Regions from separate parts of the Homo sapiens genome. Here all the other regions are linked to region 1. A link is a contact called in ENCODE Hi-C or POLR2A ChIA-PET data. All regions are on one chromosome and are shown on one strand. Each heading gives the region's core, a stretch centred on a gene start or an enhancer-like site at or near the end of the contact. The rest is flanking DNA. Distances are from core to core; before and after follow the strand shown. Region 1 has its middle 40 kb from the start of MORN3. Region 2 holds the start of BCL7A (BAF chromatin remodeling complex subunit BCL7A). Region 3 holds the start of MLXIP (MLX interacting protein).

What was found. Hi-C counts contacts between places; a loop is a spot of excess contacts on that map. ChIA-PET counts read pairs that join two places held with the same protein, here RNA polymerase II (POLR2A). Pooled maps may share reads with other maps.
Region 2: a pooled map shows a loop between it and region 1 (2.3-fold over the local background). The contact joins the promoter of BCL7A here to the enhancer-like site in region 1. A Hi-C loop is called at or near these places in 5 of 50 pooled maps. POLR2A ChIA-PET finds 5 or more read pairs at or near these places in 3 of 52 experiments (B cell, HepG2 and naive thymus-derived CD8-positive, alpha-beta T cell).
Region 3: a pooled map shows a loop between it and region 1 (4-fold over the local background). The contact joins the promoter of MLXIP here to the enhancer-like site in region 1. A Hi-C loop is called at or near these places in 7 of 50 pooled maps. POLR2A ChIA-PET finds 5 or more read pairs at or near these places in 3 of 52 experiments (PC-3, WTC11 and activated naive CD4-positive, alpha-beta T cell).

What each region holds. Positions count from the first base shown.
Region 1 is chr12:121,627,767-121,631,546 of GRCh38, reverse strand. It overlaps the pseudogene ORAI1. Among named protein-coding and RNA genes, the nearest start is that of MORN3, 40 kb to the left of the region's middle. RefSeq lists an enhancer at 3,058-3,117. Within about 2 kb of position 1,531, at least 2 of the 41 ENCODE cell types and tissues checked have a DNase peak (open chromatin) inside an H3K27ac peak, as active enhancers do.
Region 2 is chr12:122,020,588-122,024,507 of GRCh38, reverse strand. BCL7A (BAF chromatin remodeling complex subunit BCL7A) reads right to left here and starts at 2,624. Exons shown (of 6, transcript NM_001024808.3): 1 at 2,325-2,624. The coding sequence starts at 2,416. RefSeq lists silencers at 336-425, 1,906-2,065, 2,216-2,535, 2,666-2,745 and an enhancer at 1,256-2,071.
Region 3 is chr12:122,076,669-122,080,233 of GRCh38, reverse strand. MLXIP (MLX interacting protein) reads right to left here and starts at 1,478. Exons shown (of 17, transcript NM_014938.6): 1 at 968-1,478. The coding sequence starts at 1,380. RefSeq lists enhancers at 896-1,135, 3,203-3,252 and silencers at 1,196-1,645, 1,656-1,935.

The DNA.
Region 1 (3,780 bases), core at 282-2,781:
CCTTATAAGAGGTAGAGCTGGGATTTGAACCAAGTTGTCTTGCTCAAGTGTCTGTTCTGACCTTACCCTGCTTGAGCTTCTCAGCTCTGTTCCCCTACACTCTCTGATGCTTTCTCTCCCACAGCAATGGCGCTACACCACAGCCACAGGGCTCTGCAGCTTCCCAGCCAGGTGACCATGCGCAAGTCTTTCCTCTCAATGACCATCACCTATACTCACCTGGTTTATAGGAGGATCACACAAGATGCTACGTGGGGCACCATCTAGCCTATTGCAAGAGCCCAATCAACAACAGCAATAATAATTACTATCAGTGATCAGTACTAGGAATAGTAATAGCAATTTCTTGCTCATTTACATGGTCCCTGAACTCTGAACACGTCACAGAGGCTCAGTGTCTTATGACTTGAGTCGTTCCTTCCAACTCATTTTCATAGAAATTACAGGAAACTTCTGAACCAGCTCTAGAACTTGGGAACAAAAGGGTGCTGGCGGGCAGAGAACTGAGGAGGCAGATAATCCAAAAATAATTGATCCCAGGTCATGGAAAGCATTTTGTTTACGGCAGCAGACTGACCTTCCCAATTATCTTCAGCTCAGGCTAATGTTACAGCCTGCCTTCCCCAGCAGACAAGATCACCACATATGCTCGCCAGTCCTGCAGGGGACGGGGTCAGGCTGAGGCTGGCTGCCTCTCAATGAAGTATAAACTGAGGCACAGAGGACCTGAATCAAAGCCCACAAGAGTACTCTGGGCTTAAGGAGCTCTACGGGATGCTGATCCTATGCTATATCCAGGCCCCCTTGCTTTGTATCTCTCATTAGAGTTTGGAGGATGGTGCGCCTGAGGCCTGCTGTTCCTAGAACTGCCGTGTGGAGCAAGAATCTCATCTGCAGATCAGAGAGGGTCCGGGCAAGGTGTGCATCATCAGACCCTGAAAATTCCTGTGTTTCATGGGCCCAGTCTGGCCTCATAATGAACCTTCATATGAGTCCATGGGAGAGCAGGATACCTGCCATCTCCATACACATTAAAAAACTGGCTTCAGCCAGGCATGGTGGCTCACACCTGTAATCCCAGCACTTTGGGAGGCCGAGGCGGGTGGATCACCTGAGATCAGGAGTTTGAGACCACCCTGGCCAACATGGTGAAACCCCGTCTCTACTAAAAATACAAAAATTAGCCAGGTGAGGTGGTGTGTGCCTGTAATCCCAGCTATTCGGGAGGCTGAGGCAGGAGAATCGCTTGAACCTGGGAGGTGGAGGTTGCAGTGAGCTGAGATTGTGCTACTGCACTCCAGCCTGGGCAACAAAGAGGAAACTCCGTCTCAAAAAAAAAGAAAAGAAAAGAAAAGAAAACTGGCTTCAAAGAAGTAAAGCCTCTTGCCTGAGGTCACCCACCAGCCATCCCCAACACTTCCCGGCCACCTGGCCAGGCTGTTCTACCCATGAAGTGGGGAACCTCTCAATCCCCTCCAGGATTTGTGGGAGACCCTCCCTCAATCTCACCTGGTTGACCCCATCCCTTGGCAATCAAAGGTCAAGTCAGCTCCTCTGACTTTCCAGGTCTCTGGGAAGGAAGCCCTCTGGGGGCAGGAAGTTGGTTGTGCTGACTCATAAGCCAAGGGAGAGTAATCCAGGAAACTTGTCACTCTGTTACCATGGCGTTGGGGCTGCTGGCACCCTCTCCTCTCCCAAGCTCACTTACAGGCTGGGTGTCTAAGTGGGAGTGGGGCATGGTCAGACCCTGCACCCAATCCCATCCCTCCTATAGATTTCCAACTTCATGGCACATGCAGTTACCTTCTTGTAACTGCAGAATGGAGAGTATCATGGGGTTCGGTCCTTCCCTGCCTGCAGAACTTTGGGGATTCCATCAGTAGTGCCAGGAAGCCTTCTCCACCCAGGTGGGGGAAAATAAAAGTCCCCAAGAGACAGACTGGGTGGGCCAAGGCCCACTCCATGCCACTGGCTGCCCCAGTCTCCTGACTTCCCCACACTGTTTTTAGCAAGAGAAGGAGGTGACATTTGACCATGAGGCCTGTCTTCGAAAGGAAGAAGGGACTTGAGAAGGCAGGAAAGTGTCATTCATCTGGATCTCACCCCTCAGGAGTGAGAAGGAGCCTGGGGCAGCTATAAACTCATGACCACAAGAAAAGGGGGAACCATTATCTTAAATACCAAGCGCTGCAGGGAAAAGCTGACAACTGGTAGCTCCCTCCCCACCACCAATTATAAAACTTTCTTTGGCTTAAAAGAAACTCTTTTGCGGCCGGGCGCCGGTGGCTCACGCCTCTAATCCCAGCACTTTGGGAGGCCGAGGCGGGTGGATCATGAGGTCAGGAGATCGAGACGATCCTCGCTAACACGGTGAAACCCCGTCTCTACTAAAAAAATACAAAAAAAATTAGCCAGGCGTGGTTGTGGGCGCCTGTAGTCCCAGCTACTCCAGAGGCTGAGGCAGCAGAATGGCGTGAACCCAGGAGTCAGAGCTTGCAGTGAGCCAAGATCGCACCACTGCACTCCAGCCTGGGTGACAGAGCAAGACTCCGTCTCAAAAAAAAAAAAAAAAAAAAAGAAACTCTTTTGCCCTATTTCTCATTTCCTAGTGTCCTAACACATCCCTGGCTGGACATCAATCAGAGTTCCTATACACCGCAATGGGTACAAGTGCCTGAGCAAGTTCTGAACACCAGCAGAGCTGGGTTCAAATCCCGCTCCACCAGACTGGCTGTGCGGTCTTGGGAGAGCCCTTTGACAAAATCACCACAGAGGGTTGTTGAGTAAGCCCAGGAGTTAAGGCACCTAGCACTGAGTGAGTGTTCAGTAAATGCCAGCTGCTTTTAGAGATTCTTCAGGCAGCAGGCAGAACCTGGTCTCTTAGGATTTGAAATTAACAGAGCAGAAGTCCGTCCTGTCTAAACTAAAAATGAGAGTGCCGTCTGTTTATGCAAACACACTCCCTGATCTCCTTTCAGGGGCTCCCTCAATTTTATTCTCAAAGTCAGAGAAACTTTTGAGTAGCAGCCTTCTTTGATCAATTCAGGAATTGAGGCCCGGACAGGGAGAGTGAGTTGCTTGAGGTCACACAGGCAGCAAGTAACTGAGCAGGGAAGGCTGCTTCCCACTCCCCATCTCCCGGCCTTTCCACTGTGGCCCAGCGTGCTCTGGGCCTTAAAAAATTCAGGCTCTGCTGCAAGGCAAAGCAGGGAGAGTTTCAGACACACTCCCTTCCCAAGAAAACACGAAGGGTGCAGCCACTCCCTCCCTCAAGGCCAAGGGCTTAGCTCACTGGTGGCGGGGGCAGGAGTGCTCTGGTCTACAGAACTGAGGGGCGGGGAGCAGAGTCCATTCATGGCAGGCTGATATCACCGAGTGGTAATAATGTAGTTATTATGTAGTCCCCTGCAACGGAGAAACTTCAATATGCCAAGCCTGAGGGTATCCCCAGAGCCACTTCTCAGGCCCATCCGCAGCCTCACCCACCCCACACCTCAGAGGCTTTGCACTCCAGCTCTTTGGGATGGTGGGGAAAGGAAAGCATGCCTATGCCCTAGATCAAGAAAGAGCCCATTGGGCCGGGTGTGGTAGCTCACGCCTGTAATCCCAGCACTTTGGGAGGCCGAGATTTGGCAGATCACGAGGTCGAGAGTTAAAGATCAGCCTGGCCAACAGGGTGAAACCCCGTCTCTACTAAGAACACAAAAATTAGCCGGGCGTGGTGGCGCGAGCCTGTAATCCCAGCTACTCGGGAGGCTGAGGCATGAGAATCGCTTGAAC
Region 2 (3,920 bases), core at 1,375-3,874, 390 kb before region 1:
TAAGTCCAAGGCTTTCGCTTAGAAGGGGCCAAAAAAAAAAAAAAACAAAAAACCTCAAAGCCAAGTTTCTACAAAGTCCACCTTACAACACAGACAACACTGAGCAACAGCTCCTCCTGCGCCCAGGGCGCGGTGCTCTCGGAGGCATGACCTCAATCGTCCTCAATAACCCGAGGGGACCTGGAAGCCAAGCACAAAACCCCGGGTCACCATGGTTAGAGAAGTGACAATGATATGCCCAAGGTCGCGGCAACGAAGTGAACTGGAAGCTGGACCATGAGATCCCAAAGCCTGAGGTCTTCAGAGGACACGATGTGTTGTTTCCCCAAACCCAGGGAGGCGCAGAGGTACAGCCCCTCAAGCTCCAACTACAGGCCTGGTCCCCGCGGGGTCAGCGGGCTGGAAGGCCTCCAGGCCGGCCGCCCCGGGGCCCGCGGGGTGGGAAGCCCCATCTCTCCATCTGCCCTCCCTGCAGAGCAGCTGGCCGCTCTGCGGGAGCAGCTGTCAGGGTGCAGGAGCCTCTGTCCAGCCGGGAACCTGGAGTAGGAGGCCCCACCACGCCTCCTCGAGCAGAGAAAGGCGGCTTGCCGGCTGTTTCCCAACCTCCAGGCCGGCGACAGAAGGGACCCAGGCACAGACACCAGTTCTTTCTTTGCACAGGGGCTGAGGCAAGGAGGGGAGCAACTCCGGGCTTCCCGCGGGGAATCCCACAGTAGAGGGGGCTGCGGGTTGTTTTCCAGCGTGTGTGTGTTGGCCTGCAGCTGTTTCTGCCATTTTTAAATGGCTCCAGTCGGGCACCGGGCACCCTGTGTACCAGGGGAGCTCCCGAGACACCGACGACTTGGATCTCAACTTTGGAAAGCCTCCCCTTCTCACGGTTCTGAAAATTCTTTGTCCCACTGGAGCCAAACCCAGCCCACGGCCGGGCATCCGGCCATCGCAGCCAGCCCTTTCCATAGGAGGCCGGGGAGCACGTGGACTTTATTGATTTTCCTCTTGCCTTTTTTGTTGGGTTTGACTCAGAAAGGACAGCTAACTTGTGACACCGCCACACCGGAGGCTCGCCCCCAGTGGCTTTTAGAGACCGAGGCGCTACTCGAGAAACGACACCCCCAAACGTAAACATCCCCTGCCACAGGGCCTGCCCAGCTTCCAGGCTCGAAATAAAGGGTCGAGACGAGCCCGCGGGCGCTGACACTCAGAGCCAGCGTTGCGGCGGCTCCTCTCCCTCCGGGACCCCAGTGAAGGCGTGGGAAAAAAATAATAAAGTTGAAATCAGGCAGCGGGGAGTTTTCAACAACTCTGACCCAACCTGGCGATCTGCTTGCGCCTCGGGCCTGGCCCAGGGGCCGATTCCGAGCAGACCCCGACGAGGCCGCGGAAAGGTTCGATCCCCTTAATGTCGACCGGGCCACGCCGGGCGGACGCTAATGTGATCCCGAAAACCACGCGCGGCCGCCACCAAGTCCCCCTCTCCCCGGTGCAGAGAACAAAAACAACAGCTCCCTCCGCAAAACAAACACGAGCTCCCGGTGTGGAGAGGCAGCCGCGGCCCAGGACGAACGGCTTCTGGCCAAAAACATCGGCTGGCCCGAGCCCCCCGCCCGGGGCGCCGCGCAGAGCGGGGTGGGACGTGGGCGCCCCGCGCCCCTGGCCGCTGGCTCCCAGCGCTCGCCCCCATCTTTCCTGGTCGCCGAGAGCCCTCGCTCCAGGCAGCCCAAAGCGCTAAATTTAAACGGCTCGCGCTCTGCAAACTCCGCAGACTCGAGGGCGCCGGGCCCGGGAGGCGGGAGCGGGCGGCCGGGCGGGCCGGGGCTGGCGGAGGGCGGCGGGGCGCGGGCCGGGGTGCGCGGGGAGGAGACGGCGGCGGCGGCCCGCTCGGAGCCTGCACAATGGAGCTCGCGCTCTCCCCGCCGCCGCCGGCATCGCGGCCCCGGCGCGCGGGAAGCCGCTTTCATGTGACTTGCACAAAACGAAATGGCTTCTGGGGCCGGCCCCGAGCCCCCCTCCCGGGAGCCGAGCGCCGCGGCGGGGGCCGCCCCGCCGCTCCAACCGCCTGGCCCCGGCGCCCGCCGCCTCCGGGCCGCCGCGCCAGGTGGGCTACAGGCGCGAGCGCACCTGGGCAGCGGCCGCGGCCCCAGCCTGGCGCAGGTGACCCGGCTCGCGCGCCGCCCGCCCGTCCGCCCGCCCTCGCCAAGTCCCGGGGCCCGCGGCGGGGCTGGGCCGGGGCAGGCGGCCGGGGCGCTGCGCCCCGCGGCTCTCTGGAGCCGCGCTCGGGCTCGGGGCGGCCGGGGAGGCGGCTGGCGGCGGGCGCCTCCGCTTACCATTTGCGCACTTTCTCGATCGCCGCCATGACCCTCTTGATATCATCTTTGGCCCGGCTCCTCGTCTCGGCTCGAACCGACCTGCCCGACATGGTTCCGGCGGGGAGACGGAGGCTGGGGAGCGCGCCCGCCGGGTCCTGCTCGCGCTCCGCGGCGGCCACACTCGCGCCCGCCCGCCGCTCACTCACTCGCGCACAGACACTCGCACTCTCACACGCACACACTCACACACACACACACACACACACACACATACACACACACACAAAGCCCGGGGCCGCCGCGCGCCTGGCCCAGTGCGCAAGCGCCGGGCGGCAGCTGCACAGAGCAGGGGGAGCCGCGCCGCCGCCGCCGCCGGCAGTGCGGCCTCCGGGCGCCGCGGCCACCGGGCAGCGCCCCCGGGCCTCCTGCGCCCCCAGAGGGGACGCCCCGGACGCCCTCCTGGGGAGGTGGCGAAGGGCGCACGGCGACCCCCGGCTCTGGGCGCGCGGTGGGGGCGGGCGTGCGGACACGCGCGCTGACCCTTCCTCGGAGGCTGCAGGTGCCGAGGGGTCCATGGGAGACAGCCGGTCTGCGGGGCGCGGGGGGGTCGCGTTCCCCGGGAGCCAGCCCAGCTGCCCCTGCCCAGCCCCCAGAGCGCGGCGGCGGGTGCAGTCGTGCAAGTTTCTTGCGGGTCTCTTGACTTCTCCGAGTTGAAGGCACCGGTTCGGGACGCGAGGTGCTCTTGGAAAGAGTTGGGCATCGCGCATCTCTGCTGGCCCGCGGCCCTGTTCAAATGCGAGCTAGGACGTCGCCTGCCCCAGGCTTTGTCCTTTTGGAAAACTAGGGTTGTAGGAAGGTGCCTGGTGCCAGGCAGACCACCAGAGACTCTCGACCTTGAGTACTAAAGAGTTTTCTGCTCAGCAAAAGCTCAATGATGATCAGCATCGTAACAGGGACTCTTCCTCCCGCCCCCAGAAGTTCTCTTGTCATAAACAAGGCGAGGGGGTCTTCGCTGAGCTTCACCAGAGGACCACGATTTCACCTTAAGCCATTCCTGACTTCAGTACCAGACTGAGACCAGGCGCTGCTACTGCCCAAATGACCCCTGGTCCCATCTACAAGGAGCACTTTTGAGGCCTCAGAACAGAGCCCCGGGGAGAAATCTGCGATGATCAGGGTAACCTGGGTGCCGCATCTTGCTGTTCAGCTGCAGCGGAACCGGCCGGACCAGAGCTAATGCGCGCCCAGAATGAAGAGGGAGACCGAGAGTGGCCCAAATGTCAGCGCCCCGGGCCTGGAGATGACAGCCCGACAGCAGCCATTTCACAGCTGGGGAAACTGAGTCCTGGGAAAGTTTAAGGTTGCAGCCTTAAGTTGTTACTCATTCTAGACGTTTCCCCTGAGGGTTTGGTCTTTGGGGAACACGCTACTGTGGAAATGGAGAGACCGCAGGCCTTTTCCTAGGCATTTGTTTTTACTATTCTGAAACGCAGTCTCCTGACGTGAAAAATGAAGAAAAGAACAAATACTGGCCGGGCGCGGTGGCTCATGCCTGTAATACCAGCACTTTGGGAGGCCGAGGCGGGTGGATCACTTGAGGTTAAGAGTTCGATA
Region 3 (3,565 bases), core at 229-2,728, 450 kb before region 1:
GGGCCAAGCTGCTCAAGGCCGCTGCTGCCAGTCCAAAGAAGTTCTGTTGCGCAGACAAAAAAGTTACCTGCAGCAAATACCTAATATTCATAGTGGGAAAGGGAGAGAGAGTGAAAAAGCGCTTTAATCTTTGAGGGCCAGGCATTTTCTGTGACTTGGAAAAGAGGAATCTCTGCCCAGAGCCGAATCCACATGTCAGAACGGTGTCTGGGATGTCTGCCCTCAACAATGACATCTCCCTCATATAATGTTTCAGGACCGGCCAGAAAACCCTCCAACTTGCCAGAAGGACAGACTGCACCTCCAACAGCTGTGGCACCAAAAGTCTTCTTAGGAGGCACCCAAAGCCCTCCCGAGATGGGGGCGGGCCTCCCGATGAGGTTGTAAGGGGGCCAGCCTCCAGGTGCAGGGACACCTAACTCTGGCCAAGCACTGGAATAAGCAATTTACCTATCTCACTCCATCCCCACAACAGCCCCTTGGAGGCAGACACTACAGTCATTCCCCTTTTATAAAGGAGGAAACAGGCTCCGAGGTGTTACACAACCATTAAACAGCAGAGCCAGCCTCCAGTCACCCCGAACAGGTGGTCCTGACCGCTGCTGGATATGGGGGAAACACACAAAGCGTTTGGAGGAAGGAGTCGATAGAGTCGGGTAACACAAGATGCAGCCAGTGTTTATACCTCTTCCTCGTCCAACATCGGTGGTCCCAGGACACTGGAGGGGAGGGCCTGGATGGGGAACGTGAACCCGAAAGGACCCCGGCACTGCTGGCAGGGGAAGAGGCCAGGACCCCGGCTCCTCTGGCAACGCGGGGAACCCCAGATCCATAAACCCTCCCGAAGGAGGAAGACCCAAAGGGAATGCATGAAGCCACGGGGTTGCCAGGCGGCCCTTCCCTCCACGCTTGTTTTGTCAAACAAGGGCCTCCGGCCGGGGCCTCAGGGGGTCGCGGGGGTCCCTACCTGTAGGCCAAAGTCATGCACTCGAAGAGCTTGGTGAGCGAGGCGTCGATGGACAGGTGGCAGGAGCTAGTCTTGCCGAAGCTGTAGGTCTGGCACGTCTGTTTGTTGACCGTGTCGAAATCGTAGCCCTTCTTGGGCGGGTGCTCTCGGTGCGGCGACGACACCATGAAGTGGCCGCTGTGGATGATCTGCTGGCGGCGCGGAGGTTCCTCGCGGCCCGGCCCGGCCCGAGGCGGCGGTGGCGCGGCGCTCGCGTGGGCCCGGGCCGGGGTGGCCGCGCCGGAGGCGGGCGGCGGGGACGGCTCATCCGTGTCCGAGTCGTCGTCGTCCTCGGACACCTGGGGCTTGAGCAGCACCTGGCGGCCCCGGCTGCGAGGCCGGCGCGGGGAGCACATGAAGACGTCGGCGGCCATGAGAAGGGCTCGGCCGGGGGCATCCCCCGGAGCCCGGGGCAACGCGACAAGCGCGCGAGGCAGAGGGGCGCCGGCCCGGCCCGGCCCGCGCGCCGACTGTCCGCGAGCGCGCGGCGCGGCGGGAGGGGGAGGGCTCCGGCCCCGGCGTGACGTCACCGAGGCGTCTGGGCCAATCGGCTGCCCGCGTCGGCCTCTTAAAGGCGCAGGGGAACCTTTCCTTAGCTAGGCGGACCAAAAAAAAAAAAAAAGGGGAAGCGGAGGCCACGCCTCCCGGCCGTGCCCCTCGCCACCTCCTCCTCTCCCGGCGTCCGTGGGTGCTGAGGGACACGGTGGCCGGGCGGAGCGGCTCGCCGGTGTCGCGACCTGGGAGAGGCGTCGGCAGAGTGGGGCCGTGCTAGTCCCGCCCCCGCCCCGCTCCGCGCCCCGGGAGTCGCCCTGTGGCTTCGCCGCAGGCCCGGCCGGCTCCACGTGGTGGGTGCGGGTGGGGCTCCTCGGCCTCCAGGCCCTGCTTTTTCCCTGCCGGGCGGTACCGAGTCCTCGCAGCTCACGCCTGAGTTTGCCGGACGTGGTGGCTATTGTCCTCATTATTCTCATCGTATTGATGGGAACACTGGGTGGCTGAATACCGACAGGATTTTTCTCAGACCTGGAGTCCACAGAGCTGGGAACTTGCTTCCCCTGCGCGTCCCCAGCTCGGCGCAGCTGTTGAGTGGCAGCGCCCCTGAGCCCAGCGACCTCCAGACCCCAGCTCTTTTAACTTCAACTCAGCATGCTGTTGTTATTTTTTTAAAGTTTGACGGACGAGCCAGCCCCCGAAACAATTCTAAAAGGGGAGTATCTGAGCCAGAGTTTTCTTCTCTGTCAAATGGTGAACAATTCCGTTTCCTCAGAAACTTGGGACAGTTTAAAAATGGCTATAGTGGGGCGCGGTGGCTCATGCCTGTAATCCTAGCACTTTTGGAGGCCGAGGCGGGTGGATCACTTGAGGCCAGAAGTTCAAGACCAGCCAGGCCAACACGGTGAAACCCTGTCTCTACTAAAAATAACAAAAATTAGCCGGTCGTAGTGGTGCACCCCTGTAATCCCAGCTACTCGGGAGGCTGAGGCAGGAGAATCGCTTGAATCCGGGAGGTGGAGGTTGCAGTGAGCCGAGATTGCGCCATTGCACTCTAGCCTGGGCGACAGAGCGAGGCCCTGTCTCAAAAAGAAAAATAAATACAAATAAAAATGGCTATAAGTTGCTTAGCAGGCAGGCTGGCACAAAATGAGCGCTAAATAAATGTGCCACAGGTTGGAGGATTTGGATCAACCAGACCAGAGGTGCCTAGAAATTGCCAATAGTCCACCACTATTTGACCTGCAGAAACGGCAACTTCGCGTGGCACAACCTAACTGACAGACACCTCTAGAAAGCTGTCAAGGTTTCCGGGGCTCAAAGCCAGTCTGGGGTGGGGGTGGCAGGGCATCAGAAGAGCCAGTGAGGCCCATGAGCCAGGAACACCCATCCTAATCCTAGCAGGGCGTCCAGAGTCCACAGCCACTCCTGCACTCTGCTTTGTTTTATTGTTGTTTTGTTTTTTGAGACAGAGTCTTGCTCTGTCACCCAAGGCTGTAGCGCAGTGGTGCAATCACCATGTTGGCCAGGCCGGTCTGGAACTCCTGACCTCAAGTGAGGCCTGCCTTGGACTCCCAAAGTGCTGGGATGACAGGCATGAGCCACCGCGCTGGCTCTGCACTCGGCTTTGAAGCTGGTTTCAGTTCCAGATTTGAGTGGGGGGTGAGTCCCCTGCCCCACCCTCTTCCTGACAAAGGCCTCCTGAAGGGAACAGAGGGCTCTCACCAAAATGGCTCCATTAACTTATTTCCAAATGTCTGTATGGAAAAATGGGCTGGATGACTGGCAGTTTTCAGGCATGAGTTCTAGATTTCCCTCTTCAACCTACTACTGTTCCCAATGCTGGTTACAAGTGTTTAAAAGTCCATCCTTTGAGTTGCCTTCCTTTCTCTCAAGACTTGTCTCCTTGGTCCTTGGTAAGTTTACATGCCCAGCCACTTTTTTTTTTTTTTTTTTTTGAGACAGGATCTGGCTCTTTCACCTGGACTGGAGTGGAGTGGTGCCATCATGGCTCACAGCACCCTCAACCTCCAGGGCTCAGGTGATCCTCCCACCTCAACTTCCCAAGTA